Regions from separate parts of the Mus musculus genome. Here all the other regions are linked to region 3. Evidence: chromatin loops called from intact Hi-C (ENCODE). Cell type or tissue: gastrocnemius. All regions are shown on one strand.

What was found. Peaks named below come from ENCODE experiments on the same cell type or tissue, not always from the same donor. Only the 100,000 strongest peaks of a DNase experiment are listed, where the experiment ranks them.
Region 1: a loop joins it to region 3, with 8 times the contacts of the local background. A loop is called at or near these places in 31 of 42 quality-filtered maps.
Region 2: it touches region 3 in a loop (4-fold over the local background); 31 of 42 quality-filtered maps call a loop at or near these places.
Region 4: a loop joins it to region 3, with 5 times the contacts of the local background. A loop is called at or near these places in 17 of 42 quality-filtered maps.

What each region holds. Positions count from the first base shown.
Region 1 is chr10:93,773,076-93,781,075 of GRCm38, forward strand. It overlaps the pseudogene Gm3571. Among named protein-coding and RNA genes, the nearest start is that of Gm26239, 30 kb to the right of the region's middle. In gastrocnemius, a CTCF peak has its summit at 4,532 (motif pointing left); DNase peaks (open chromatin) are centred at 3,710 and 4,509; H3K27ac peaks cover 318 bases.
Region 2 is chr10:93,759,146-93,767,145 of GRCm38, forward strand. No RefSeq gene overlaps it. Among named protein-coding and RNA genes, the nearest start is that of Gm26239, 44 kb to the right of the region's middle. In gastrocnemius, a CTCF peak has its summit at 4,131 (motif pointing left); DNase peaks (open chromatin) are centred at 744 and 4,148.
Region 3 is chr10:93,607,274-93,615,273 of GRCm38, forward strand. No RefSeq gene overlaps it. Among named protein-coding and RNA genes, the nearest start is that of Snrpf, 22 kb to the left of the region's middle. In gastrocnemius, CTCF peaks have their summits at 1,005 (motif pointing left) and 4,301 (motif pointing right); DNase peaks (open chromatin) are centred at 941, 3,156 and 4,328; H3K27ac peaks cover 278 bases.
Region 4 is chr10:93,809,899-93,817,898 of GRCm38, forward strand. No RefSeq gene overlaps it. Among named protein-coding and RNA genes, the nearest start is that of Usp44, 6.1 kb to the right of the region's middle. In gastrocnemius, CTCF peaks have their summits at 3,334 (motif pointing left) and 4,144; DNase peaks (open chromatin) are centred at 923, 3,330 and 4,023; H3K4me3 peaks cover 1,110 bases; H3K27ac peaks cover 941 bases.

The DNA of each region.
Region 1 (8,000 bases), 170 kb after region 3:
TCAGCTGCTGTGCGTGGTGGCATATGATTGTCCCCTCAGCCCTAAGGGGACAGGAGGAGCTTTGCAAGTTTGAGGACATTCTGGTCTACACAGTGAGTTCAGGACAGCCAGAGCTATAGAGCTAAACTCTGTCTCAAAAAGATAGGAAGGTCAGGAGTTCAAGGTCATCTTCATAACATAATGATGAGTTCCACGCTAGCCTGGGATACATGAAACCCGCTTAAGAAACAAAATAAACTACCATAGTAATGAAAGTAGTCATTTTTATGTTTTTTTTTTCTTGGTTTTTCTGTTTCTTTGTTTTGGGGAGCGGGGGTTGGGTAAGATGGGGGACAGGGTCTCTCTACATAAACCTATCAGTCCTGGAATTCATTATGCAGATAAGGTTGGGTGCCAGTTCACAGAGATCCACCTGCTCTGCCTCCCCAGTGCTGAGACTGATGGTCCGTGCCATCAGTCCTATTATCTTTATTTTGCTGCATAAGAAAGAAATCATGTTGACAAAAATGTAAATTTAATGATGCTTTTAAATAAATTTATGTTTCACATTTAGGCCAACACTTGAATATACTGAAGAAGTCTAAATACAGTTACCTAGGAAAATGGAGACCAATGTTCTAATATACAGTAGGGTCACTATGGCTTATACCTATATATATATAAATATATAAATATATTTTTTTCCTCCTGAACTGGGAATGCTGCTGCAACTGCTGCTGCTCCTCCTCCTCCTCCTCCTTCTTCCTTTTCTTGGAGATAGGGTCTCTCTAACTTGCTGGCATCAAACTCCTGATCCTCCTGCCTCAACTTCTTGAGCAGCTGAGGTGTCACCATAAGACATGGTAGCTGACACCACCCCTTAGGCTCAGTCTAGAAGGGTGCTGTTGCCTGGTTTTGGGTTGGAGCCATTATTTGCCCTTCCGTGAGAGCCCAGCCTCACACCTGGGAGTACCTAGTGGGAGCTGAGCCTACCCACCCCAGCTCTGGATCACACTGCTGCTGCATTTAGCTCTGGCTTGTGCACAGAGGTTCTTCTTCTGCTAGCTACCTGCTGCTCAGATGACTAGGCTTCCTCTCAAAGGGATTTAGCCTCCCTTTGGCTAGGCTAGGAAACTGCTCAGGGAGGTGTTTGCTTGTACCTGAATACCTGAATCTTTTGTTTTAAGCTTGGGTTTTAGCTAAATTTTGATTAAGAGTGTGGCACCAGCCCAGTCTATAATTCATGTCTTATAAAGAACCAGAAGATTGGGGGCGGGGAGGGGGGAGAAAAGGGAAGGGAGGAATGATGTAATTATTTATAATCTTAAAAATAAATGAAAAGCCAGAAGAGAGGAGTTCAAAGGTTCCCACCACAGAGAAATAGTAATGCCATCAAGAAGACGGAAAGTCTGGCTGGCGAGATTGCTCAGCAGGTAAGAGCACTGACTGCTCTTCCAAAGGTCCTAAGTTCAAATCCCAGCAACCACATGGTGGCTCACAACCACCCATAATGAGATCTCACGTCCTCTTCTGGGGCATCTGAAGACAGCTACAGTGTGCTTATGTATAATAATAAATAAATCTTTGGGCTGGACCGAGCAGGGACTGGGTGAGAGGAGTTGACTGGAGTGAGCGGGGTTGACCAGAAGGAGCAGAGGTCCTAAAAATTCAATTCCCAACAACCACATGAAGATGAAGGCTCACAACCATCTGTTCATATACATTAAATAAATAAGTAAATAAATAAATCTTTAAAAAGAAAAAAAGAAGATGAAAAGTCGCTCAGCACCAGTGGTGTATGTCTTTAGTCCCAGCACTGAGCAGCAGGCAGGGGGAGCAGGAGGAGTAGGAGCAAGAGGAGCAGGAGGAGGAGCAGGAGCAAGAGGAGCAGGAGGAGCAGGAGCAAGAGGAGCAGGAGGAGGAGGAGCAGGAGGAGGAGGAGCAGGAGGAGGAGCAGGAGGAGGAGGAGGAGGAGGAGCAGGAGGAGGAGCAGGAGGAGGAGCAGGAGCAAGAGGAGCAGGAGGAGGAGCAGGAGCAGGAGCAGGAGGAGCAGGAGGAGGAGCAGGAGCAGGAGCAGGAGGAGCAGGAGGAGCAGGAGGAGGAGGAGGAGCAGGAGCAAGAGGAGCAGGAGGAGGAGCAGGAGGAGGAGCAGGAGGAGGAGCAGGAGGAGCAGGAGGAGGAGGAGCAGGAGCAAGAGGAGCAGGAGGAGCAGGAGCTGGAGGAGGAGCAGGAGGAGCAGGAGGAGGAGCAGGAGGAGCAGGAGCAAGAGGAGCAGGAGGAGGAGGAGGAGCAGGAGGAGCAGGAGCAAGAGGAGCAGGAGGAGGAGGAGAGGAGGAGGAGGAGGAGGAGGAGGAGAGGAGGAGAGGAGGAGGAGGAGGTGGAGAGTCTCGTAGGAGTTTGTGGGCCACTCAGCCTGGAGTAAACATCAAGACAACAGATAGACTACAGGTGGAAGGAGGGAACCAGCTCCTACCCACAGAGTTGTCTTCAGACACACACAAATAAGCAAGTAAATAATAAATACGTTGAAAAAGAAAAGCATGTGCATTCCTTTGCTTACTTACTTGTGGAATGTCTACTTTGGGCACCGAGGTAAAACACTGAGGATTCAAAGGTGAGTAAAAGAGATGCTATTCGGGTGTCCTCTCGTGGTACATACCCATAACCTCGGCACTCAGGAGCCACCCGCAGAAGGAGCCCAGCAAATTCCAGGCCAGTCAGGGTTACATAGAACTTCAAGAAGGAGGAGGAGGAAGAGGAGGAGGAGGAGGAGGAGAGAAAAACTGACCAAACATATGTTTATGTGTTTATACACAATGCACAATGCACACACATAGGGTGGCGAACCTTCAGCCTGTAGACTAGTGGTTCTGAGCCTTCCTAATGCTGGGACCTTTTCTCGTGTTGTGGTGCTCCCAACCATAAGATTATTTCATTCTTACTTCAGAACTGTAATTTTTCTGCTACACTTATGAATCATAATGCAACTATCTGCTATGTAGAGTATCTGATATGTGACCTCTATGAATGGGTCACTTAACCGCCCTAGGGTTCATGACCCAAAGGTTGAGAACCACTGCCTTAGACTAGGACACACTGGTACAGAATAGCTCCTTTAGCCTGCAGCTTTCTCTATATGCATTATAAACAAAAGCACACAGGCCCGCTTACAGGGACATGATAAAATGTGAAATTTGTACAATACTGACTTGATCATAAGAAGACAGACAGATCTTTGAAAACAACCCAATATGTCCTCGGTCAGAATATGAAGATGATTGGCACATGTCGATTTGTTTTTCTATAGCTAGACATTTCTTCCTTATATACAAAAAAAAATAATGGAGACCAGATAGTTGTACTCTTGGTGGGAGTATGCAGGAACATCTGAGATAAGTCTGTGAGGCACAGATTTAAAGTGAAGAGGTTTTGCTTTAAATCACACACAATTTACTGTCGTCAGAAAATAGTTAACAATTTACCTACCACCCTGGGTGCCTGCCAGGGTTCGTGTGGGTTTCATTATGAACCGTGTCCCACCATGGAGTGCTAGAGAGATAGAGGGATTCCTCTATTTTACGTCTGTTTGATACAGTTCTTGGAGGGAAGGAACTGGGTCTAAAGCAGCCTTTTCCACTGAACTATTTGACAGCAGAGCTCTTCTCTGAGCGATCAGGTTTTCCCCAGTCCTGGCCCCCAGCTGAGAAGGTTGCAATTCTTTCCTACCTGGAGCTCTGCAGGGGGTGTGACAGGTGGAGATTTTGCTGGGCATTTGCATTTAAAGAATTAATAAAAATTCCTCCTTGGCCTGAGAACCCCATGAAGTTTATAACCTTGACGTTTTATAACCCCCCACAAGGATTTCTCTCGGTAAGGCCAACTGCTGTTCCAAGAATGCCATTAGTGATGGGCTCCCAGACCACATACTAGAACCACGTGGTTCCCTTAGCCACTGAATGTCATAGAAGGGAAACAAATACTACAGAACAATGAAAGCCATCCCCTGGGCATTACTAACCTTTGGCTCGCCCTTATTAATGACAGCTATTCCATATGAACGTTTCTTAGTTCACAAAGTTGAGGGCACAAGGTCAGCAGTGGCTTTCTTGAGTTGAGTTGATTTAAAACAGCTTTTCACTTACTCGGGACTAGAAGTTGAAGCCCTGGTATTTTCCAACGATGATGTCAAAGCTTGCTTCCTAAAACTACTTTAGAGTGTTCTGGGATCTGTCTCGGGCCACAGTCCCTGAGCCCAGACCGCCTTGGGGGTCCTGTACCCTCCCTGGGGCAACAGAGCTGAGCCTCACTATTGCTAGGATCCTGAGAAAAGGTTCGTTCAGGAAAGCGTTCTGATCCACCATCACCCTCTTGCCGACAAGGTCCAGCGGGGCAGTAATATCCCCAAGGACGAAACAGGGACTCTAACCCTGGAGTTGACACTCAAGAGACAGAGCAGAGCTTAGGATGCCAATCAGGAATCCTCCAACCTGCCTGTCTCGGTAACTTAGGCCACTTGGGAGTTTTCACAGAGACTCCAGCGCCCTCTGGAGGCCATGCTGGTTTGCCTGCCCTAAATTATTAGGGATATTGAGGGCAGAGGCTAGTAATCAAACATCCAGGAAGAGTAAAATAAAGATAATAGCTATTACATCTCCTTCCTAAAGTACAGAGAAATAACAAAACTACACAAGAAAAGGCAAGCATTGAGCCCAAAACCTTGAACATCGGGGGGTGGGGGGGGGAGGGTGGCACAAGAGAATTAGGGGTTCAAGACCAGTCTCCCTACAGGAGACTCTGACAAAAATAAAGATAGTTGGTTGGATGGATGGATGAATGGATGATGGTTGGATAGGTGAGTGGGTGGGTGCCTGGATGGATAGATAGGTGGGTAGGTGGGTGCATGGATGGATGGATGGATGGATAGGTGAGTGGGTGGGTGCATGGATGGATGGATAGGTGGATGGATAGGTGGATGGATGGATGGATGGATGGATGGATGGATGGATGGATGGATGGATGGATGGATGGATAAATGGATGGATGAATGAGTGGGTGGGTAGATGAACAAACAAATAAATATGTAAATGAGGAGGAGGAGAAAGAAGAAGCAATATCTGAAACAGAACAACCTTGATCCATTCATGAAAAAGAATTATTTTGAAATCTTTAAATACTATCAACTATCAAACAGATGATGATCAATACAACCCAATGTTCTTGTGGACTTTTTTCAAAAAAGGACAGTGTAGTAAGCATTCACTGAAATAGCTAAATAACGGATGCGTGGGTATACACGTATATTCTGCCCTACTATGCTAAGCTACTCTTACAAAAGCTTCCATGACACTTGTTTTGGGAAGTGTGATATACAGAATCTAATGGTGACACTGCATTTGGCCAAAAGTTTGCTGGACTGCTTCAACTCCTTTAAGACCAACGGAACAGTTTCTAGGGAAATGAAAGCATGGGCCAAGTGTTTTCTGTATTTGGAGTAGTGTTGTTGTTGCTGTTGTTCTTTTTCTTAGCTGAGTACATAAGTCAGAAGTCAGACAGCTGCCCGGGAGAATCCGAGTTGAAGAACAGAGCATTTAGCTCCTCTGTCAGAATGAATGGGAACCAGAAATTGGATGCTTATAACCAAGAAAAGCAGAATTTCATCCAGCACTTCTCCCAGATCGTCAAGGTGCTGACTGAGAAGGAGCTGGGACACCCAGAGATAGGGGATGCTATTGCCCGGCTCAAGGAGGTCCTAGAGTACAATGCCTTAGGAGGCAAGTACAACCGGGGTTTGACTGTGGTACAAGCCTTCCAGGAGCTGGTAGAGCCGAAGAAACAGGATGCTGAGAGTCTTCAGCAGGCCCTGACAGTGGGCTGGTGTGTAGAACTGCTCCAGGCTTTCTTCCTTGTGTCAGATGACATCATGGACTCTTCCCTCACTCGCCGGGGACAGATCTGCTGGTATCAGAAGCCAGGCATAGGCTTAGATGCCATCAACGACGCTCTGCTTCTGGAAGCCTCCATCTATCGTTTGCTGAAGTTCTACTGCAGGGAGCAGCCCTACTACCTGAACCTGCTGGAGCTTTCTGCAGAGTTCCTATCAGACAGAGATCAGGCAGACTCTAGACCTCATGACAGCACCCCAGGGCCATGTGGATCTTGGTAGATACACTGAAAAGAGGTACAAATCGATTGTCAAGTACAAGACAGCTTTCTACTCTTTCTACCTGCCTATTGCGGCCGCTATGTACATGGCAGGCATTGATGGGGAGAAGGAACACGCCAATGCCCTGAAGATCCTGATGGAGATGGGCGAGTTCTTTCAGGTCCAGGACGACTACCTTGATCTCTTTGGAGACCCCAGTGTGACGGGAAAGGTCGGCACTGACATCCAGGACAACAAATGCAGCTGGCTGGTGGTTCAGTGTCTGCTACGAGCCTCTCCTCAACAGTGCCAGATCTTAGAGGAGAATTATGGGCAGAAGGACCCAGAAAAAGTGGCTCGGGTGAAAGCACTGTATGAGGCGCTGGATCTGCAGTCTGCTTTCTTCAAGTATGAGGAAGACAGTTACAACCACCTCAAGAGTCTCATAGAGCAGTGCTCTGCGCCCCTGCCCCCATCCATCTTCATGGAACTTGCAAACAAGATCTACAAACGGAGAAAGTGACCCCGGAATTGGAGAGGCTGGGAGGGAGGGGTCTCAATAAATTATTGTCCAACAAAAAAAAAAAAAAAAAAGAAGTCAGACAGCTTTCTTTGGAAGCTTTGAATCCAGCTTCAGCAGCTAGAATTCACAAGATCATGGACTCTCCACATTACTGTCTCCTGCGTTTGTCCACCCCATTGCTTTTAACAACATTTCTAGGCCCGTGTAGATTCCTGTTTGTTTGTTTTTTTTTTCCTAGAACATCCAGCTTTTCATAAAAGAAACACCATCTTACACTTGCCCTGCACTACCGAAAAAGCTGTATTTGCTGATTAACGAAACTTCATAAACGTTACCCTACAAGCTTCTCTAATGATGTGGTCCCATGGTAGGTTACTTGACTGGATGGTTTGTAAGAAAAGCACAGCAAAATCAATGGAGCCAACTTCCACTCTGTCCATTTGATTGACTTATCCCATCATTTACTTCTTATGAGACCTTTTTAAATGTTTTTTTTTTCATTGAGCGAATCCCTCTAATGCACCCCCTGCTACTTTGATTACAAGGTGGTTGGGAACCTTTATAGAAAGCTGAATCCCATACTGTTAGGGGATCAAGGATATAACCGAGGCAGATGCGGTGGTATGCACCTGTCATCCCGGCCAAGACGCAAAGAATGCTGCGAGTTCAAAGTCAGCCATGTCACAGAGCAAGCTACATAGAGAGAACCTGTCTCAAACAAAACAAACAAAAAACCCCACAGAATATAATATTCAATAAATGCTGTTAAGGTACGCTGCTGCAGATATAAAAACAAACAAACAAAACAAAAGCAAAAAACCCTCATGTCATACCGTACACAAAGATCAGTTCCAGAAAGATTAAAATAATTAAAATTAGAATTTACTTTAAAAGAATTTAAATAAGCTGAGCAGTGTTGGTGCATGTCTTTAATCCCAGCACTTGGGAGGCAGAGGCAGGAAGATCTCTGTGAGTTTGAGACCAACCTGATATAGAGTGAGTTCCAGGACAGCCAGAGCCACACACACACACACACACACACACACACACACACACACACACGCACGCACGCACGCACGCACGCACGCACGCACGCTTAAATAAGAAGGAAATATGACCTAGAAAATGATCAATAAGTAAAGACATGTCCATAGAATATAAACTCAGGCAATGATGAGATGAGATCACATTGATAAAAATGTACAAGTCTGAGCTGGTGAGACAGCTCAGCGGTTAAGAGCACTGGCTGCATTTCTAGAGACTTCGAGCGAGTTCAATTCCCAGCAACCACATGGTGGCTCACAACCATCTCTACTGGGACCTGATGCTCCCTTCTGGCCTGCAGATGTATATGCA
Region 2 (8,000 bases), 150 kb after region 3:
CTTGAAGATGGGGAATCCCATTTGGTTCATTCATATTGTGTCCCCAAAACATTTCACCAGACCTGGCATATCATGGAAGCTCAAAATACTTGTCAGCTGAGCCCTGATGTGCACACCTGTGATCGCATGGATGCTCAAACTATCAGATGGACACGGAGGTGTGCACCTGTGAAATCAACATTCAGGAAGCTAAGGCAGGAGGATTGGGGGTTCATGGCCAGCCTTAGCTGCATAGTGAGACCTTGTCATGACAATAGCAACGAGTATGAGACAAGTGGATGGATAGGTGAGCTCTTCAAACCTCAGATTAGAAAAGCAGGCCCAGCTGCTGCTGCTCTCTTCTGCTTCTCTGACCACTCAGCAGTTATTTGAACAGCTGCTACGGCAAAAGAAAGAAAAGAAAGGAAAGGAGAAAGAAGGAAAGGACATGAAAGGAGAAAGAAGGAAAGAAAGAGGGGGAAACCTAGCCTATGGCATGGTGAAGTACATAGAACATAGACCCAGATTGCCTGAGTTTCAATATGGGTTGTATCACTTACCTACTGTGTGACTCTGGGATGGCCAATTAATCTCTCTGCATTTGTGTTTGCCCATCTGTAAAGTAGAGCAAATAGTAGCTCCGATGTGCGGGGGTTGGGAGGAGAGGAGGAGGAAGTGGTTCAATATTATAAGCTATTCATAACAGCACCTGGCACAAACCAACAGGTATTTGCTATGATGACGACAACAGCCAGTGCCAGTGTTGTTCAGAGCACGAGGAATACAGGACTGGAGTGTGGTGGGGGAGGGGAGGCCTACACCCACATCACTTTCCTTCCAGGAGGAGAAATGAACAGCAGGCTATACACACACCAGTTGGATAATTTTGAATCATTTTCAACACTATCCAGGACAGCCAGAGCTATACAGAGAAACCCTGTCTCGGGGGAAAAAAAAAAAAAGAAAGAAAGAAACAACGTTTCATTGCTATTGTAAAAGCAACATGAACTAATAATTAGCATGCAGAATATATATAAATATTAGACTATATTAATATTATGCTATATTATATAACATATAAAGTATATTTATATTAAAGAGTGTTTTGGGGGATCAGTAACTGGAATGGGAAAGGAACTTTAAGTATAGAAATAGAAGCCAAACTGGAAAGCATGCCCAACAATAGCCTCCAACTCCACAAGAAACACCTTCTTCGGGCTGGAGAGATGGCTCAGTGGTAAAGAGCACCGACTGTTCTTCCAGAGGTCCTGAGTTCAAATCCCAGCAACCATATGGTGACTCACAACCATCTGTAACAAGATCTGACGCCCTCTTCTGGAGTGTCAGAGGACAGCTACAGTGTACTTACATATAATAAATAAATAAATCTTTAAAAAAAAGAAAGAAAAGTAAAAGAAAAAGAAACACCTTCTTCGCAGGCACGCATCTGCTACCAAGGCAGATGGATCTCCATCTGTGCCACTAAATGTAGCTCTCCCAGGAATGGGACAGGCATGAGTTGGTCAACTCTCTTGTTAGCAAAGCAACTCCTAAAGGGCCCAAGAGCTACAAGTTGTCTGCATAGCATTATGAAAGAGCAAGCTGAAAGAGTCAAGTCTTTTCATAGGGAGGAGGACTCAGGCACCATAGCACCAATAAACGTGCGAGTAAAGGCTGGCCATCCTTCTAAAACAAAGAAGGTCTCTCTGAAAAGGTCATATTTAAGCTCCTAGCTACACCGTGAGACAGCAGCAGCCATGGGAATAGCTGCGAGAAAGTAGGTTCGGTAAAGAAAAGTCCCCTGAATTAGAACCAATCAAGTGTTGGAGGTCTGCGTACCAAGACCAGTGAGGCTGTGGGGTCAGAACAGGAGAGCCTCGAGGAGTTCAGCGTTTATTCCAGGTAATGACCACGGGAGGGGGGGGGGGGGGAGGCAGGCCTGACCTGAGTTACTCTTTCAAAAGATTCCCCTGGCTGATATGTGGAGAATAGGCCTAAAGTAGAAGCACAACACTTTGACAAAGGGGGTATTGAAGTGTTCCAAGTCAGAGACGCTACACAAGGCAGAGGACAGTGGCTGTGTTCTGAATAGTTCACGGGGAGCCCCACAGGGCTCGGTCGCAGACTAAATATAAACGGAGACAGAAAGGAGAATCGGGAGTGCCTTCTGTTTGGGGTTTGAACAAGTAGGAGGATGATTATATAGTTTACTTAGACGGGAGAAGGCAGCTTTAGGGATAAAAATAGTCGTCTCTTGATTTTTAAAAAGTATCTATTACTACTCTTTATGTTTCAGTTTGAAATGTGTCTTAGATGCGGAATGGAGAAGCCAAGTACTCAACAGAATATACAAGTCTGAAAGGCAAAGAGGGCCAGGCCAAAGCTAAGGCCCTATATTTGGAAGTCCAAACAAACAGATGGTGTGATGGTTTGCTGTTGCTGCATAGACAATCCTCAGTGCCTGTCTTAGTTAGGGTTTAGTTGTTGTGAACAGACACCATGACCAAGGCATCTCTTATAAAGATAACATTTAATTGGGGCTGGCTTACAGGTTCAGAGGTTCAGTCCATTATCATCAAGGTGGGAACATGGCAGCATCCAGACAGGCATGGTGCAGGAGGACCTGAGAGTTCTACATCTTCATCTGAAGACTGCTAGAAGACTGGCTTCCAGGCAGCTAGGACAAGGGTCTTATAGCCCACACCTATAATGACACACCTACTCCAATAAGGCCACACCTCTAAATAGTGCCACTCCCTGGGCCAAGCATATACAAACCTTGACAATGCCTTAAGACCACGAGAGTCTGTGCCTGCATCTGACATTGACATTCTAGCTAGGCATCTCTGTCTCTATCTGCAAGTCAAGCGAGCATCTCTATTCTGTATGGCTCCTATCCTCCTAGTTTTCCACAGTCCTTCCAGGCCAGGCCCACGGCACTGTACCAAGAGAGCAAGAGGAAGTATGGGAGATCCTATCTAAGATCATGATGCATCTTTAACTCTGCCAATAGATCACTAACTAAACTATTATACATGCCCAGTCTCAAGTCCCAAGTCCAGGGCAGGAGAAGTATGCTTTGCCAGTATCAAACCTGAATAAGAAGCAAGAGGAATGAAACCAGGGTTAACAATGGAGGCTACCACAGAGAAGATCACCAGGACAAGGATGTAGGTAAAGAGTAACTGGGCCTTGACTAAATGTCTAAGGCATGTCAGTATTTGTCCATCAACTGGGACACAAAAACCCTAGCAGAAAGTGTGCCAAGTAAGCCAGAGACTCAGCCATCCCTGTAATGCAAGCACACTGGAGGCAGAGGCAGGAGGATCAAGAGTTTGGGCCAACTGGGGATATGTAGCAAAACACTCTAAAAAGCCAAGAAGAAAAAAAAAAAAAAAGGAGATGGGAAAAAGGAGATGGGGCCTGGAGAGATGGCTCAGTGGTTAAGAACACTGGCTATCCTTCCAGAGGTCCTGAGTTCAATTCCTAGCAACCACATGGTGGCTCTCAACAATCTATAAGGGCATCTGATGCCCTCCTCTGGCACACAGGCATACATGCAGATATATCACTCATATACATACTTCATATACATACTACATATACATATACATACTTCATATACATCATATACATACTACATATACATTATACATTATACATATATACATATACATATACATATACATATACATATACATATACATATACATATACATATACATATACATATACATATACATATACATATACATATACATATACATATACATATACATATACATATACATATACATATACATATACATATACATATACATATACATATACATATACATATACATATACATATACATATACATATACATATACATATACATATACATATACATATACATATACATATACATATACATATACATATACATAATTGGAGAGAGTAACAAATAGAACTGGAGAATAAGTAAGGGAATATGAAAGGAACAGAAGAGGAGAATATTTCAAAAGGAAACTGTCTGGCTGAAGGGATGGCTCAGTGGTTAAGAGCACTGGTTTCTCTTCCAGAGAACCTGGATTCCATTCCCAGTACCCAGAATCGCTCACAAGCCTCCATGCCTGTAGATCCCTGTGATTCAATGCCCTCTCCTGGCCACCACGAGTACTGCATGCAGACAAAAAAATCCGCCACCCATAAACATCAGTTCCTTTACACTAAACAGGATGCTTGTAGTTACTGGCACCTTGCTTCCCACTTCTTGGCCCGGCTGGCTTCAGTAGATTTATGATAATGCTTTGCCCTACTCCCCAGCTCAGCATACTCACTTAGCGGGAGTAGAAGTATCATATCCCGTCTGTTGCCACATAGGAAAACATTTCTACTCACGGACAACACTCAGTGGGAAACGAAGGTCTAACCAGTTTGAGCAGCTTGGTGGTGTGAGGTTCTTCCCAGCCTTGTCCCCTGCAGCTCTGCTCCCCCGCCCCACCTTTGTATACTCTTGCAGACTTGGTCACAACCCAGCACAAATTGATGAATTTAGAACATGCTAACAGTCCTCACCAGCTGGCATAGGCTTTGTTCTTGCTCCCATGAACCTCCTCATTTCCAGCACATCTGAGGGGCTTCGCACTTAATTCAAATGTTGGTCCTACTGAATAGCTCTTTTGGTCCTTTTAGTGACTCTAGCTTGGGACTGAAATGACAAGACGTTGTGAACAAGCGATAACCACATCCACAATATGGCTCATTTTGTACCATTTCCAAGACGTCTAAAGGAAATATGCCGGTCAGGCGGTGGTGGTGCACGCCTTTAATCCCAGCACTTGGGAGGCAGAGGCAGGGAGATTTCTGAGTTCGCCGCCAGCCTGGTCTATGGAGTGAGTTCCAGAACAGCCAGGGCTATACAGAGAAACCCTGTCTTGACCCCCCCCCCACAAAAAAATTAAAAATTAAAAAAATAAAGGAAATATGCCAATATGTGTCTCATATAATGAAATCTCAGTAGTACTGTTACATAGTAATTTACTTTGGATTTCCCCCCACCCCCTACATTCTCACGCCTGAGCTTCTGAGAGATCTTCAGAAAGATGAGCAGGTAGTGTTTCTAGAATGTGAAGGTTTCTTGATGTGAGCTATAATTAAAATTGAGAAGCCATTATTAGATCTATTCTAGGATTTTCTTTGATTTCCTAGAACCATGGGTTTTTTTTTTTTCCTATAACACATACCTCTTTGGTTGCTATGTATGCTCTTTTCCTGTTGTCTGACAGTTGTCTGGCTAACTGGAAAAATGGAGGAAGTCTGGGGAGAAATAGTTTCAGTGGTCAAGTCAAACACACACATGCACGCACACACAGAATTCTGCTCTGTCTCCATTTTGCTTTTAACAAAGGATAGGATTTGGTAAAGTGGGAAGCTACTCATTCTCCCGTCTCACGCTCGCTCCGTAAATATTTGTCTCCCTGAACTCAACAGGCTCTCCTTTTCCCAAGGCTGTTGGCTGGAAGTCTTTCCCCCAGCACTGCATCTCTATCACGGAAACTATGTCCCCCTTTATCCAGTGTCTCTACTCTGCCTTTACTTTGTGGGACATCAGGCATCTTCAGGAACTGCGTTAGCCCTGGTCTTTGCCCTCTGACCATTTCATTATAGATTTTATTTGGAGTGCGATAGCCAGACGTTATTGCTGTTGCCTGGCAGGAACCAGAGTCTCTTGTCTGGCATGTCACACTGTCCTCTTCAGCCATGGCTGTGCTGAGCTGCAAAGCTTCTGCCCACTAATATCTTTGCTGCCCTCACAGTTCATTACTAACCTCCTGGTAGGCTTTCTTAGGGTTACTCTGCCATACCTCTGTCACACTGTAACTCGACATAGTGTCTCATAACTTTCCTAGAGAATCTTTTTTTTTTTTTTTAGCCAACTTAATTTTGCCTTTTGAAAACAGGGACTCATGCAGTCCAGTCTGCCCTCATATTCACTGGGTATCTTGGACTCTCGATTCTCTTACTACCCCAAACGCTGAGGTTTAGACTCATGAACCACCAAGAGAATCCTTTTAAATGAAACTCACTTATGGCCCTACAGAAACTATAGGAGGCAAAAACAATGGCTCAGAGGGTACTGAGTCCTAAACCTGGGAGTCCCACACATGCACTGTGGCATGTGCATACACACAAAACACACACATATATGTGCATACACATACAGGCATGCACACACACATGTGCACACAAATATAAATGAAGGTAATAACTTTTGAATTAACAAATTAATAAGGTATCCAGACAAATTTGCATACACACACTCAAAGCTGTCACTTACACACAATCCTTTGGGTCCCCGAGGGAGGAAATGGGCTCACCGACTCTCCCTCAGTCATACATCCCTTTATGTTATTATAGCCTTTGCTCCATGACACCAGCTCCTACTCTCCCCTGTAGATGAAACAAGAGCATGTTTACAAATACAGACATCTCAGTTCCAAAGCATACCTAAAACCCACTGAGGTTTGCCGATAAAGGAACCCAGCCTGTGGTGGTTTGAATGAGAATGGTCCTCGTGGGCTCAAATGTTTGAATACTTGGTCTCTGGCTGGTGGACCTGTTTGGGAAATTTCAGGAGGTGTGGCCTTGTTGGAAGAAGTATGTTACATGGGGTGGGCTTTTAGGCTTCAAAAGACTCAAACCATTCCCCCTAACACACCCCCTTGTCCACGCCCCCCCACACACACACTCTTTGCCTCCTGCCTATAGATCAAGATGTAAGCTCTCAGCTGTGGCTGCCATGCCTTTGTTCCTTCAACGTACATCAATTAACAGTCTATTAGTTGCCTTGGTCATGGTGTCTTGTCACAGCAATAGAAAGTAACCAAGAAAAGCCAGGGAGCGGTGGTGCACGCCTTTGATCCCTTCATTTGGGAAGCCGAGGCAGACGGATCTCTGAGTTCAAGGTCAACCTGGTCTACAGAGAAAAGCAACTAAGACAGAACCCGTGACCTGTGCCCACGTAAAAGTCAGACACTGAACAAGTACTGAGCGCCTCGTGTCTAAGACTAAGGAGTTCCTGGCATTGGCGGCTATCACCACCAGTCCTGACAGGTATCCCTGACAGGTTGATTACATCATCTGCTTTTCTCGGCTCTCACTGCCCTCCAGTAGCTATGGTGCAACACTGGGCAATTATGGACAGATGAGTAGAGTAAGCCTTGGCCACCAAAGGACCCAAAGCAGATGCAGTCCAGCCTCCTCCAGCCTCCAAAAAAAAAGGCCCAGAGTACACAGTGTCTTTACGGTATGGTGATTACTGTGTGTTCCCCATCTTTGCTTCATTACCTCATGTCTGCTGCTTTGACCATAAACACAGACTAAATGCCAAGACACAGAGTACCGTCACCAGGAAACGCAGCTTCTTGCGCCAGACCCACCTTTGGGCTTTTGGACCTGTTTGCTGTATTTGTTTAAAGATGGCAGGGGAAAGGTACACATGGTATCATGCTTGTGTGTGTTCTCTTTGGCGATGTCTTAAAACCCAGGAACCAGGGCCAGCCTGTCTTCCTTATTATAGCGACCTGGCTCGACCATCCACTCCTGATCTCAGCCCCGGTGAAAGCACATCTCTTCTTCTGCCTCCATCCCTCTGCCCGAGATCCTGTGAGCTAAGTGGCAAAATGCAGTATTCAAGAAACATGCAAAGCACAGATTTCTCTTCTTTATGATTCTATTCACAGAGGTGGGGGGACGAGTGTTGATTATCTTAACCTGCGCATAACTTGTGGCACAAAAAGATCCTCATCAAACAATCCTCCCTTAATAGTCCTCCCCTTTGCCATTGTAAACTAAGGCCTGACCTTCGAGCACTAATACCCAGACAATACAACGTTTGTGCACTATTTAATTAGCTTATTCCTTTTGTTAATGTACATTCCTGTGGTTGGTCTACTCTCCGCTCAACCTGAAATCAAAACTGCATGGGATTAAAACATTGTTTTTACCAATACATCCATTTTCTTTTTTTTGCTCC
Region 3 (8,000 bases):
ATGTCTGGGCCATAAGCTAGGCTGGTTCCCCGATTAACTCTTAGCTTAATACCTCATTTATTCTAAACTGACCTCAGCTATGTGGTTTCCTCTCCTCAGCTTCTCACGTCATCCCGGTCAGGAAAAACCCTCTTACCTGACTCTTTCCCATCTGGAAGTCCCACCTTCTAATCCCGCCTCAGCTTATTGGCCATTAGGTTTTTATTGACAGGTGATGCTTCCACACAGAACACAGGAGATTACCCCTACTGGGTCCAATATTGCCACACCAGGGGGCAGTGCAGAAGAGTCCCTTCAAGTTGAAGCCAAATAGCCTGCTAATGTTACCAGAAGATATGAAGGCCGAGGATGTTTGAACGCCATAGCCCTTCCCAAAGAGGTGTGGCTGTCGTCGAACACTGTTTTCTGATAGGCTGCCAAGATAAGTTACTGCTCCTCTTCCCTGGAGATGTGGTCAGCTGGGTCACTGAGGTTCACAGAAAGCTACCCGAGGCAGCGATGGCTCCTACAGTGCCTCCTGGAGTCAGAGTTGTCTGACAGCAGCAAGAATCTTCCCAGGGAAGAATCAAACAAGTCTCGATTTGGGAGTGACATCTTGCTTGACCACCAACATCTTAGCTTATTTAAAGGAACATTGGAAGGAGCATCTATCTGTCAGTAACAGTATTTAACAGTGCTTTACTCTTAGCCGAATACCTCTAGAGAGGGGGTCGTGGTGGTTGTATTTGTCTCTTGCAATCGTAGTCAGAGACTTGATTGGCTTATTTTTAGTACTGTATTTCGTCACCAGATACTTATTTCATTATTATTGAACTAAATTTTAATGCCCAATTCTTCTATAAGGACAAGAAATTTTATCTCTCTAACTTAATAATAACAGACCACGTTCCCAGAACTCTCCATCAAACAAATCGATGCACACGTGCTTGGACACAAGCCAGGGGACTCTGCTGCCCTCTAGAGGGTATCAGAGGGTATTGTGCACGTGAGAGGGTCAGGGTCTAGGAAAATGCATGGTAGTCAATGAATGTTAACGGACCAGATGGGAACTGAGAAATTCTAATTCATGTCTCAGACCGACATGTTCACTCTCCCGCTCCTCATTTAATTTCTGTAAATATTTGTGAAACTGTCATCCAACAAGGAATATTTCACACCCATCGCCTACAAATAACATTTGGAACACAGCAACAAGAGAAACCTGGGGAAAGCTCAGATGGATGGAGATGAAAATCTACCCCCCTACCGCCCACCGCCCCCCCCCCACCTTCCCGTGTGGTGGAATCCTACAAGGGCTGCAGTCAGCTGCGCCATTCCACCCGGTGCAGCCAATGTGGAGTGCACTCACGGGCTGCACTGCTCTTCCCTGTCTCCCCCAGGTTTTGTTCAAATGAGACATTCCATAGCTCACACTGTTCCAAGCAAACGGAACTGCGATCTGGCTTTATAACATAAAAACTCCACTGCCTGCCTTTCTGCTGTAGGTGCCTGCCTTAGTTAAGACTTCTATTGCTGTGAAGAGACACCCTGACCAAGGTGACCAAGCCAGCTCAGTCAGTCAACAGGTTCTCCAGCGCAGGAGGGAGGATTAAAAAGAAAAATGACAATTAGACAACATTGTAGCATGACCCCAGCCAGTTCTGAGGCTGAGGCCGGTTTATTTTTTTTCCAATCCGCTTTTATACCATTTTAATTACATGCAGTAATAAGGTCAGGCAGTACAATAAACACAGATAGTCGAGGAAAAAGCAAGGCAATAAAGTCCCGTGCTCTCTGTTTCTAAGGGCTTATCAGGATGACCAAGATATCTGAGCCTACTTCCCTGTCCTAGCCCAAAGTCATATTCTTGCCAAAGCCTACTTCTCAGTTCTAGCCTAAAATTAGATTTCTGCCTGAACTTACTTCCTTGTCCTGGCCCACTGTCAGATTCCTGCAGAGTGGCCCCAAAAGCTCTCCACACCAAGGCAACTCTTATAAAGGAAAACATTTCATTGGAGCTGGCTTACAGTTTCAGAGATGTAGTCCATTTCTGTCACAGCGGGAACATGGCGGCACACAGGCAGACATAGGACTAGAGAAGGAGCTGAAAGCTATACATTTGGATCTGCCAGTAGCAGCAGGAGACCGCGTGCCACACTGGGTGGAGCTTGAGTGTCTGAGACCTCAAAGCCCATCCCCCACAGTGACGCACTTCCTCCAACAAGGCCACACCTACCAACACTGCCTTTCCCTATGGGCCAAGCATGTAAACACATGAGTCTGTGGGGGCCACAACTATTCAAACCACTAGAGAACCACACATCATATCAACCTAAGATCCGTTTGAAGGTCTGTGAGAAGCCAGACATAATGGCCTCGGCCAGAAGTTCAGTTAGTACGGAGTGTAAGTTCTGTATGTGCAGTAACAACAATCTTCAACTCAGTAGAAATGGTCAAGTAGTGTAGTCAAGAGGCGTGGTTTTAACTCTTCTGTGTCAGCAATTTCACAGTCCTAGCCAATTAAACATCTCCCCCCCCCCCCGCCCTGCCCTATTTTGTGGAAGAACCACCCAAAGAGCTGTAACTGTTCAACAAGGTACTATATGGAGGAGCTGGGGAGATGGCTCACTGGGTAGGAATGCTTTTTGTGCAAGCACGAGGACCTGAGTTCAAATCCCTAGCACCCACTTAAAAGCTGAGCCCATAAGCCCCAGTGTTGAGAGGTAGAGATGGGAGAATTCCAGGAGCCTCTTGGCCACCAGCCTAGTAAAACAATGAGCTGCAGGTTCAAAGAGAGACCCTGCCTCAAGGGAACGAGGTAGACAACAATAGGGGTAGATATTCAGTCTTCTCTTCTAGCCTCCACAAGCATGCCCATGGACACCTGCACGCACTTAATATGCCCATACACACATATACCACATATACAGAACATAACACATTCTCCCCATATGCACACTGTGGTGGTTTGCATATGCTTGGCCCATAGGGAGTGGCATAGTTAGGAGATATGGCATTGTTAGGAGTGGACTTTGGAGGTCTCCTCCTATGCTCAGGCTCCACTGAGTGCAGAAGGGAGCTTCCTTGTAGATGCCAGAGGATGTCAGTCTTTCCTGGCTGCCTTCCGATCAAGATGTAGAACTCTCAGCTCCTTCTCCAGCACCGTATCTGCTGGCATGCTGCCATGCTTCCCACCATGATGGTAATGGACTGAACCTCTGAAACTGTAAGCCAGCCCCAATGAAATTTTTGCCTTTATAAGAGCTGCCTTGCTCATGGTGTCTCCTCACAGTAATGAAACCCTAACTAAGGCTCTTTTAAAGCATCTTGCATCTTGAGAACAGTCATCTTGGGAAACCCCTTAGTTCAAGGTAAACAGGAATGGCTAGTCACCATAGCTCAGAACCCAGAGTAAGAGACTGGAAGCATCCGCAGTGTTCACTAGGTCTAACGTGAACACTGTGATATCATTCATTCAGTGAACAACTGCCATGCAGTGGCTAAGCAGCCAGGGCTCGATGGCCACATCAGAAGCATGATGAACTAAAGGAAGGGAGCTGTAGAAGGATTTGCACAACAATTCAAATTATATGTGAAACCACAGCAGTATGAATATCTGCATGCAAATAGATAATACAAGTATAAGAGCAGCCATGGAGATGAAATCAGGAAAGAGTTCATATGGGATCAAATGTGTTTATTGTGCTTTATTGCTTAATTATCTGAAGGAAATAAATCAATGATTTGACAAATCTGGGGGATAGGTACACAGAGAGATGGGTACAGAGGGGAATAGGTATACAGGGGGCCAAGTATGTAGTGGGATAGGTATACAGGGGGAAGGTACACAGGAAGATGAGTACATGAGGGATAGGTACACAGGGGCTAGGTACATAGAGGGACAGGTATATAGGAAATGATTATGTACGGGGACAGTTGCACAGGGGGACAGGCACATGGGGGACAGGTAAATAAGGAGTCACACACATAACATAGGGGTTAGATACATAGCTTTATTTTATTATTACATTTTCCATGTTATCAATGTGCTTTGAGTATCTCACTTGGATAAAAATATTCAAAACAGTGCCATTAGCATTTAAATTCAGGTTACTTCAAAAATCATTCCAAACACAAAAAAGTTTAAAAGAAAAACAACAACATTGTTTTTAAGAAAAGTTTAAAAAAACAAAACAAAACAACAACAATATTATTTTTAAGAACTGGCCATGTAACAAAGCCAAGCATTATTTTTAAAACAACAGCAGCAACAACAAATTCCAAGCGCACAGTGCTCCGAGGGAGTTCACTGACAGCTAATCAACACTAGATGGCGCTCTATCTCGTGCGCTGAATTTAGTGTGAGCCTATCTGGTTGAAATGTTTTTTTATCAATTTCTGCGGCTGGTACAGAAAATGAATTTTTAGGTTTCACTAGGTAGCGCGTAAAGACACCAGGCATCACTAGGAGGCTTCCAGCTTACTCGGCGTCTTTGCTCCGGGTTCTTTATTAGAAAGAAAGAGGATGTCGATTCTACTGGCTGCGCTATCTATCCCATGGGAGACTGAGAGCTGGCAGTAACTCCCACTCATCCTCTTTTATGTTTGCTGCTAAGGACATTGTTACAACAGATAGATTGGACGTCTTGTTTTCGGTCTTGACAAGACTTATTTTGTAGCCCAGGTTGGCCTGCTCTGCTTTAGTCTCAGGAGCGCTGGGAAAGGCCTGCGAAGCCACGCCCAGATCCCACATTTTAAAGTAAGCATTATTCCACTCAGTATACGCTGCCCCGCTGTGAAATGACACGATGTGTGGAGAAAGGACGTTGCTTTAAAATAGGAGATTCTAACTTGGTTTCTAGGTATTCAACCGAAGCGTTTTCTAAAAGAAACTCAAGTCTGTAAGGCCCATGTCAGAGGCACAAAGGACTTCATGCCACCATTTTTTTTAGCCAAGTGAAGGAAAAGTCAGCTGCCGTCCTCAAGTAAAAGGGTGGGTATAGGTACCAGAACCTACATACTGACGCCCTGTCTTGAACACAAAAGCAAGAATCTGAATACTGACCCGCACATTGCAATCGGCGATGTCTCCCAGGGCATTTTATTAAGGAAAATTATCAATATGAATATTTAACCTATGGGGACAGTTATATTTTTACAATTAAGTACTTGATGATTAGGCAAGCACATTTTAAACGTTCTGGCTTCTCCGTGTCTCTCTGGCCTCTCCAGTTTCTCTTTCCGGAAACCAAGTGGTCAAATTGAAAGTTGATTCTTTTCTCTGGCCCTGGAGCTGGTTTGAAAGCTGATTCCTTTTTTGTTTTTGTTTTTGTTTTGTTTTGTTTTTTTGAGACAGGGTTTCTCTGTATAGCCCTGGCTGTCCTGGAGCTCACTTTGTAGACCAGGCTGGCCTCGAACTCAGAAATCCTCCTGCCTCTGCCTCCCAAGTGCTGGGATTAAAGGCGTGCGCCACCACGCCCGGCTTTCTCTGGAGTCCGACTTGGAAACGATTCTCTCTGGAAGAAGCCACCCGCAGGAAGGGTCACAAAGGTCACACTGGTCACGCTGGCTCAGGGCGCGCTTGCCTTACCTACGTGGCCATAGTCTCACTCTGGATCCCTGGGGGGGGGGGGCGGGGGGGGGTTCTGCTTCTGTGATAGAATGTTTTGTCTGTGTATGTTAATTCCAGACGCCGTATTTAACACTTCATCTCGCCATTCCTCCTGACAGTTTGAAAACCATGGCTATTACAATTACTCTCTTGGGGAGGAGTTCGGAGCGGCCTGCCAAGCGGAAGCCAATCAGGCAGGGCTGAAGGCGCCCTCTTGAAGCCACTCCTCGGGTCAATGGATTTTCTTCCTTCCTTCCTTCCTTCCTTCCTTCCTTCCTTCCTTCCTTCCTTCCTTCCTTCCTTCCTTCCTTCCTTCCTTTCTTTCTTTCTTTCTTTCTTTTTTATCTTTTCAATAGTGATTATAAATATATGGAGATTATGCAACTTTTTACTCACCCCTTTTAAAAAAAGATAGTCTTTTTTTTTATAGCCCAGGCTATCTCGAAATCCCCTACGCACCCCAGAGTGGCCTCGAAGTCACCCCAATCCTCCTCCTCCAGTTTCCTAAATTCTGAGATGCCACAAATTCACCAAGCCAGTTACTTTCTCCTTAGAAACACGACAGAAATAACTGGGTTCAGAATAGTATAATTTTTAGCAAAAACATAAAATATCTAATATTCACGATTAAGTTCCACTCCGATTCCACCCCCATCCTCTAAGAATGACAGTGTTGAGTTAGCAGGCACCTCGACTGCTCCATTCCACTGGAAGTCATCAGTGTCTGAGACAGTGTGTCAGAAGGGCCTTTCAAGTGAGTGACTGAATGAATGAGTGAGTGAATGAATGAATGAGCAACCCAATATTTAGGAATATATTATTTTGGCTTTGGGATAAGAAACTTATTGCACCCATGTCAATTTTCACTTGCCAAGAGGCGCTGTGAGCTGTTGTTGTTGTTTGTCTGTTTTTTGCTTTGTGGTTTTTAAATACCAAGAGGAATTCTTAATGACAGACATTTTTAAAATTTGTGCAGAAAAATTCTGTCTCAAAAATGGCCCATTGGTCTGCACGTATTTTACAATAATCTGAGAGACTGAGGTGTCAACAACTTTTACACACAAGTAGAAGAAACACGTTTGCGTTACACACAGGATTATGAAATTTGATAACCAAACTTTATCATTCTACTGAATTCCACAAGACAGAAGAACTGCCAAACGTCCCCTAGACGTCCCCATCTTCACACATACCTTCAGGATAGGTCTCTCTTGCCAGTTTTTGGCCTACTCAAAAGTCACCATCTTATTTATCCACCCCCTTCCCCTAGGTCCCCCAGTCTCTGGCCTGATTTGTTTAATGTGTGAGATTTTATCTGCCTTTGAGAGGAGGTTCTATTTTGTTTTGTAGAGACAATGTCTTACTCTATAGCCCAGGCTTGTAGGAAGCCACATACGCGATTGCAGGATGGCGCTGGCTACCGCTGGCCACCACCCATAAATTTGAGTAAACAACCAATGTGCGCATGTGCAGTAGAGTTTTTTGCTGAGTCACTGCCTGGCCTGAGGCATGCAAACGAGGCACTGAAAGCCTGGCCCAAGGTATGTAAATGAGGTACTGAAAGCATAACCAATCGGGTGTGGACACGCCCCTCCTAGGTCTATATAAGCAGCGCTAGTACTGGGGCTCAGGGTCTTTTCGCCTCTGCAATCAAGCTCTCCCAATAAGCGTGTGCAGAAGGATCCTGTTGTGGCATCTTTCTTGCTGGTGAGTTGGGCGCTCACACAGGCTGGCCTCATACCACCGATTTTCCTACTTCAGGCTCCTTGAGTGCAGTTTTAGACAGGCATGTGTCACCGTGCCAGGCTTATATACTCGTATTATACACCAAGTCATGCAGCAGGCCTCTAAAGAACTATCTGATGCTCCATGTGCACACGTCCCAGCACGTGGATAAATTCTCACTGACAGAAACTAGGAGAAATTGAAACAAAAGTCACTCTATTTAGTTGAATACTTGAATGCAAGTTAATTAGAAATATATTTGACATCCAAGCTGTTATTAAGCAGTCTCTACTTCTAAAGCAGCTTGAGGTGCCCCCTCCCCCACTTCCCCTTCCCTTCCCCCTCCCCCTTCCCCGTCCCCGCCCCCACACTGTGGGTACGATCTACTGTGGTTGTAGATTACCTGGTTCCCCTTCATTCTTTCGATTCTGAAACCGGTGGCAAAGCAAAAATGCCCCAAGCCATCATTTGTGGATAGAAAACAGCTGCACGTGATAAAAGAATTGATGTGGTTTAAAAATCACTCGGAGGTAGAGGGTAAACTGCCTCTCCCAGCCGCTGTTCTCACCAACAGTGTAAAGCTAACTCCTTATGAATCACAGCAGGGAGGCAGGACAAGACTCATTTTTTTTTGGATAGTAGCTTGATTTTTCAACAAGTGGGGCTTTAAAATTTGGTCAGGAAA
Region 4 (8,000 bases), 200 kb after region 3:
CGGTGGTGGCGCACACCTTTAATCCCAGCACTTGGTAGGCAGAGATAGGCAGATCTCAGAGTTCAAGTCCAGCCTGGTCTACAAAAGTGAATTTCAGGACAGCCAGGGCTGCATAGTGAGACCTTGTCTCAGAACACAAACCAACCGATCGTACAATAGCCTGTAACGTGCCGAAGAGAACTAACTTCCTTTGTGTTGCCTGTTATTTGCAGATGACCCCAAAGACATTAACAGACACGAACACATTCTTGAGAAGAAATCGTAGCATTTACAACCAAGTTTACTCAAGAAGTGCAAAGGGAGAAATGGTTGCTTTGTTTTCTTGGAAATGATTTGGGTTTGGTTTTTGTTCTGTTTTTCTTTTTTTTCTGGAGCTGAGGACTAAACCCAGGACCTTGCACTTGCTAAGGAAGTGCTCTACCACTGAGCTAAATTCCCAACCCCTGCTTTGTTTTCTCAAGTAGAATAAGAAAAATTCTATGACATAACTTGTTTACAGCTCCTCTGAGTGTATATGGGAAAATTTGAGAAATTTTGTTCTGATATTCCCACATTTATAATTTGGAAGTCTATTTAAATTGAATTCCTAAAGGGTATTTTTTTTTCTCTTTAAAGGGTTAAAGCTAGTGATCCCCAAACATAAATTATACCTCCTTTCTCCACTTCCCCAGTAGTAAGTGTGGGTCCTGCCCACCAGCCGTCAGGGTACCCAAGAGCCCTGGTTCAAGGTAGTCCCACCAGAATGCCGGCCTCTCCCTTGTGTTCCCCGTAGCTGGCAGTCGCCTCTTTGAAAAGCACGAGGACTTGATGAATGTGCATTTTTTGCATTAAAATGTGACCTGCTTCCAGGCTGGTGTCTGTGCTCCGAATTCAACTGACCCTTTGGCAAAATTCACACCCACATATTTTGGACATTCTTCTAGCCTAAAACAGCACCCAGGCCATCTGTTCTGTGCCCTGGATTAATGAGGGGAAAAAAAATGTGCATGCAAGTCAGAAGTCAGTCTAGCCTCTACAACTCTGATGCTGGGGCAAACCACCAAACAGAGGAGCCGAGTACCAGACAAAGTAGGTCATGAGTGCTGTGTTTTAGAAGAGAAATCAAGGGCAGGGGTTGGGGGTTGAGGGGGGTGCACAGAAGCAAACCTTGAAAGCAGTTTCTTTCTCTTGTGTTTCTTTTCCATTTGATAACTTGTTATGGCTTCCAATATTGCACTCCATAACCCAAGAAATGTTGTATTTTTTTTCCATGAGTGAAAAAAAAAACAAACAAGAAAATATCATTTTAAATCTCAAAGATAAGGAAGGCAGGGAGGAATCGTATATAATTTTCTTTATTGATTTCTTTTTTTCCCTGAACTACCTTTAGAACAAAAACATAAAGAGATGGTGGGAATTGCAGCTCAGTGGCTAGTCCACTGAATGGGTATAAGTTTGATTGTTGAACACATGAAAAAATAAGTAAATAAATATATACAACCAGATCTGCAGTGTGGGACTTAATGGGGTCAGGAGTGTTTGTTTTTGTTTACTCTGATGCTTCACATTGAAACGACACTAGTCCACACCCAGAATCCCAGCGCGCGCTCGCTTGGGAGGCAGAGGCAAGAGATAAAGTGAGGTCGGGAGGTCATTTTGGTCTGATGGTGGCTTCCAGACCAGGCTAGGGCTGCAGACCGAGGCTCTGTTTAAAGAAAACAAGAGAAAGGGAAAAGTGGGAGGAAACTGAGACTTGTGGTTCTTTTTTTTTTTTTAATATTTATTTATTATTATATGTAAGTACACTGTAGCTGTCTTCAGACACACCAGAAGAGGGCATCAGATCCCATTACAGATGGTTGTGAGCCACCATGTGGTTGCTGGAACTTGAACTCAGGACCTTCAGAAGAACAGTCAGTGCTCTTACCCACTGAGCCATCTCTCCAGCCCAAGACTTATGGTTCTATGTAAATCTTCACTTTTCATTTGGAGAGAGAGAGAGTTGAGACAGAATGATTGAAGATGCCTCACATATGCAGTGACGCTGGCCTCTAATCCCAGATGCGGGGGTGAGGGTGGGGGAGTGATGCATGCCTTCAATCCCAGAGCTCTGGAGGCGGCAGGGGCAGGTGGATCTCTAACTCAGAGGCCAGCCTGGTCTACAGAGTGAGTTTCAGGACACCCAGGGCTACACAGAGAAATCCTGTCTTGAAAAAAGGAGGAAAAAAAAAAAAAGGAGCAAGGACGGTCGGGGAGGGTGGGGAGAAACAGGTAGGAGAAAGCAAGGGAAGGGAAGGGAAATGTCTTATCTAGCTCTAGAATTCCTGCTTCATCAATAAATATAAGCATGTCTCTATGCCTCTGCTATATTCCAAGGCCATCTGTCAGCCAACGCCTTCAAACATGCTATGGTAGGACCTTTGACCAAAACAGTGAGATCTCTGGCCGTCCCTCAAACTGTGGTCATCTCGCTAAGTGGCTTGTGATGGCTGTGACTAGTTCCTTCTCGATATTGTATGCCTGGAGCAGCCACTGTGATTGCCTCTGTTTCTCCATTCAAACAAAACTGAATATCCCTTTGGTCTGCGCATCCCCTGCCCTTACACAGGTAAGAATAAAACCTAGGAGTTGACCAAAAGTTACTGGGGAATGTAGCTCAGTCGAAGAGTATTTATTTAACATGTGTGAATCCCTACATTCTAACTTGCATTAGGAAACAAAAAATTGATTATGATGATGATGATGATAATGATGGTGGTGGTGATGATGATGGTGATAAGGTTGGGCATGTTGGCACACAACTGTAATACCAGCACTTTGGAAATAAAGGAAGGGAGATCAAGACCAACCTCTACCACACCCTGAGTGAGCACGAGGCCACCCTAAGCTTCACGTGACCCCATATCAAAAAAAAGGGGTGGAGGGCAAAGGTGACTAAAATTATAGAATTCTGGGTTCTCACACCCTTATACCAAGAGTGAACTACTGAAATCCTGACAGAATATTATAGGAAGGAATTTTCAACTATGTGTCACAGCATCATTATTACAAAGGCGGAGTGACAGTAAGGCTCTAAAAGAGCAACCATCAATCCTCTAAAGATGGCTTTGTGCACAGGACTCAGCAGAGCTCTGGTGCAACTACAGTCTACTGTGACTCTAAACTCAGAGGGGGGAAAAAAAGAAACAGGAGCCCACATCAAACCCCTTTCAACGTTTGTCTATTCACTCGGAGTCAGAATCTAGCAACGAACGTTTTGAGCAGTTTTCAAGGCAAACTGAAATTAACAACTCTAACCGCTTGCCCTTTCTCAGTGAGCTGGCAGATTTGCCGCTGAATGGATCCTGGTCGCCCCCTTGTGGCCAAATGCTCTAACAATAAGAAATTCCACAGAAAAGTTCCAAGGGAAAAACCCAGTTCCTGAAATCCCAGCATTCAAATAGGATCGAGAGTTTAAGGTCTTTGTCAGATACATAAAAATCCAGGCCAGCTTCGGTTCCTTGAGACACTATCTCAGAACACAAAATGAAAAAGCCAGTGTTTCAGTATAAGATAGACCAAGACCATTTTCTCATGTGTGTGTGTGTGTCTTGGATCATCAGGTTTGGAGGCAAATGCCTTTACCTGCTGAGTCATCTCCTCCACCTGTTTTCTCCACCTTTTTGATGAGTAATTAGAAATCACCTTGACATTCAAGACAACAGGCTCAGTTCATCTTCAAGTACGTTTACCTACAACTGCAATAAATAACTTCTTTCGTACTAGACGATCACGCAGCCCTCCACTTTGGAGTCACTCGGTTATGGCAATCTAAACTAATCCAGCTTTTATACTCCTAAGAGGCTAATTCCCAGATGGATTTCTTCCACCAGCAGCTGGCCTTGAAGTATTTTGTGAAGTGTCATCTTTCATTAAGCCATTCGCACCCGCTAACCCCTGAACTGCGCCTGAATGCCAGCCTCCCAGCCAGTTCTATTATGAACACCATATGAGCTGTTATTCACGAGCAACAGTAAGCCCTTATTCGCTAAACAAGACCCCCGGGTTCTTGACTGTCAAAGCCGCAGCTGTGGACTCAATTCTCGAGGGGCATTTTTGGTACAGCTGGAAAGACAAGAACTAATAGTTCTCACCCAAGACCACAGATGACTGTCATCACGCCCCCTGGCTTTTGTTTTCTGTATTTCATTTTTAGTAGTGCTGAACCTATGGTCTCATATATACTTGGGACCGATATCTTTGATTCTTTTGCTGTTATCTTCTTCTTTTTTTAAAGTATATTTTGTTTGTTTGGAGGTTTTTGTTTTGAGGGTGTTTGTTTGTTGTTGTTTTTGAGGGAAGGTCTTGTGCATACATAGTCCAGACTGGCCTCAAACTCACAACCCCCAACCCCCCTTTGGTCTTCCTGGTCCTGGAACTGCAGGCATATACCACCATGCCCCACTGTAAAAGGCAAGGTCTCCCAATATTGCCCAGGCTACTATCTCCAACTTTCTGAGATAAAATGGTCCTCTTATCTTGTGTGTGGCCAAGATTATAGCTATCACTGTGCTTGCTTGTTTCCAGATAACTTTCAACCCATGCCTAGAGCATGCCTACAACCCCAGCTTGTAAGAGGAGAGAAGATCTGAAGTACTAGTTTAGAGGAGGCCCAGGTGGACTAGCAAGATGGCTCAGCAGGGAAAGGCACTTGCTCCCAATCTGATGACCTAAGTTTGATCACCAGAACCCACGTACTAAAAAGAGAACTGACTCCTGCACATAACTGCCAGATTCACACCATGGCACAAGTGCATGCAGACACAGAAACACACACACACAGAGAGAGAGAGAGAGAGAGAGAGAGAGAGAGAGAGAGAGAGAGAGAGAGAGAGAGAGAGAGAGAGAATAATGCAAGGATGGGACAGAAGGAAGGGTTGAGGGCATTAACTATTTAGGGTATGGTATTCACTAACACAAGAAAACCGGGGAAGAAGAAAATGTTTGTGGAGAGAGAGACAAGGAATATTCAACTCTGGATATGTTGTTTTGAGGCTTGAGGTACTGGCAAAGCTATGAAATGTTCTCCACAATGCTCCAAAGCTCAGAAAAGCAATCCACTCTGTGGTGGTTTGAATATCCTTGACCCATGGGAAGTGGCACTATTAGGAGTGTGGCCTTGTTGGAGGAAATGTGTCACTGTGTAGGCAGGCTTTGAGGTCTCCTAGTGTGTCTTGGCCTGAGGGACAGTCAAACAGGGTAGGAGGAACCACCTGTGGAGAGAAGGGGGGCGAGAAACACAAAGGATGGACGGCAAGTCTGATTGATCAAGCTGTCAAATTTTATTTTTTCTAGGCAGGTTTTATGCCCACCAAAGCAGAATATGAGGAAGGGGATGACGCAGAATTGCTTTGTTTCTGGGGGGAATGCACCTGTTCCCAAAAGCAGGATATTGGCTAGGTAAAAAGTTCTGCAGGAGGAACAGAACAGAGTGGGTTGCTAGGTACCTGTCCACAAGATCTATAGCTATTTGATCTTAACTGGGGGTAGTATTTTCCTACAGAGGCCTCAACTTTTCCCACAGAAATCTCAACTAAGCTAGTACTTTTCCACTAAGGCCAAGACTTTGTAAGCAAGCACTTATGGCTGACAAGGCAGTTGACATTCAAACAGGGTTGCTCCCAACATCTCCCCCTTCCTTTTAGTATAGAAGGACCATGGCGATTTTATTCTTTGCTAAGATGGGGATAGAGGCCTGACCTCCAGTAACTAAAGGGGACCTTGTAATGGCTCCGGTCCTCCTGGTGTTGTCCAGTGAGGCATGGGGGCCATACCCATCCTGATGTCTTTTTCCTGGAGAGGGGAGAGTTTTTGGACATCAACCCCTTTGCAGTCAGGCTTGTCCCTCAGGGAACCCAGAAAGATATTTTTATTTTTTGCTTTATATTCTCTTGTAGTGCTTTGCCTCACAGCCCAAGCAAGAACTTAATCTGCCAGTCAGAGGGGGTTCTGGGTGGCCCCTCTCTACTTGTTCCTGGGGCGGGAGTCCCCTTTCTTAGGTTGGGTGGAGATGGCCTTTGGGAACACCCTGGAGGGAATAACAACCTCGTCTCCAGTCTCTTGATCCTCCATAGCTAACTTATGATAATGCACCTGGCTAGGTTTTGCTGCCAAATCATCTATCTGACATGCCACAAAGTTGGTGAGTCTATTAAGGGCCCAGGGACCAATAGAAATAAGCAAAAACAATCCAACTAATGGTCCCAAAATGGAAGGAAGTAGGCTCGACAACCACAGAGAGGTTGAAACCAATTTTTATATCAGCTCTCTGCTCTCTCTCTCTCTCTCTCTCTCTCTCTCTCTCCTTTAGGCCTTCTCTGACTTTTTTATTCTTTGACCACCCCTGTCTTATTTATATAAAAGCAACATTCTTCCCTAAGAGCTGCACACAGCCCTCCATGATGTAAAAAGAATAAATCAAATTGGTGGAGGTCTTAGAAGTGGCCCAAACAACATCATTTCTCTCTGATAGAACCATCCAAGTGTAATTCCAAGGGAGATGTCTATGATTAAGAGATTTGGGTGGAGGCAATTGAAGGTTGGTGGTCATTCTGGTCAGCCACAGGATCAGGAGTCTCCTTATTTGGAGCAGCATCTGGAAAGGAAATGAGATTTGCCTCAGGAGGAGACAGTTGCTCCATTCTAGACACGGGCGGGTTAACAGTTTTTACTAGCCTCTCTGATAACCATCTTCGGCCAGCATTTTCTTTGTCATAAATGCAAGCAGACCCTCGTCCCCATATAAGGGCGGGATCTGGTCCTTTCCGTTGTCCAGTGAGGGGATCTTTCCATAGCACTAATGTGTGAGAATCTTGTGACTTAGGATGCCTCAGGCACAGAGTCTGATGGGCTCGTTCTACGATGCCCTGGCCCTGAGGATTACAGGGGCCACCAGTGACATGTTTAATATCAAACTGGGAACAAAACTGTTGGAACTTGGTTCCTGTATAACTGGGACCATTGTCAGTTTTTATAATCTGTGGTTTCCCCATGGCAGCCATGCACTGTAAAGTTTGTGTGATCACATCACGTGATGCCTCTCCAGAAAGGAGAGATGTATGTATAAATCCACTATAGGTACCAACTTTAACATGCACATATTTTAACCTTCCAAAGGAGGGGAAATGGGTAACATCCATCTGCCATCGTTCATTAGGGATGAGTCCCCTGGGGGTGACTCCCAGATGAGGAACCGTCAGCAGAGTGGCGCGTCCACCACAGGACTTAACAATTTCTCTTGCTTGGTCTCTAGAAATCTTAAACATTTGGCGCAAGGTAGAGGCATTTAAATGATGCGAACCATGAGCCCATTTAGCCAAGTCTATGGAATCAAGTAAGGTGGGGAATGCTGCGCGAGTGGCCCCATCAGCTAGAGCATTTCCACATGACAGAGGACCACCCAAGCCAGAATGGGCTCTCAAATGTCCCACAAAAATGGCACCGTCTTTTTAATAATTAGGGATTGAATCTCCACAAATAATTCAGAAGCAGTGGAAATAGGCTTAATATATGGGACTATCTCTAAAGCAGGAATAGAATGAGCCACATTAAGCACTGTCGGTACACAAATTAAATGGGGTCATTGGTAACATTTTAAAAACCTGAAGAACTGCAAACAATTCCACCAGCTGGGCAGAGGAATATGGGGACTGCACTGAAGTAACCCGATCTCGTACAACATAGGCAGCTTTGCCTGTTGAGGAGCCATCTGTAAACACCAAGGTGCCGTCAAGGAGTGGAGTTTTGGAGGTAACTTTGGGGAAAACCAAGGGAGGCATCTTTACAAATCTTGTAAGGGGATCATTAAGCAGCCGCCACAGAGCAGAGCAGAAGGGAGGAGGGACCTTTGGACTGGCTCAGCCAGTTAGCAGTGGAGGAGGATGCTTACAGGCAGGGGTTTTAAATTTTATCAAATTCAAGAATTTCAGGACAGCTGCTAAAAAAATCAGGGAAACTAAAAGCAAGACATAGGGGCCCAAATA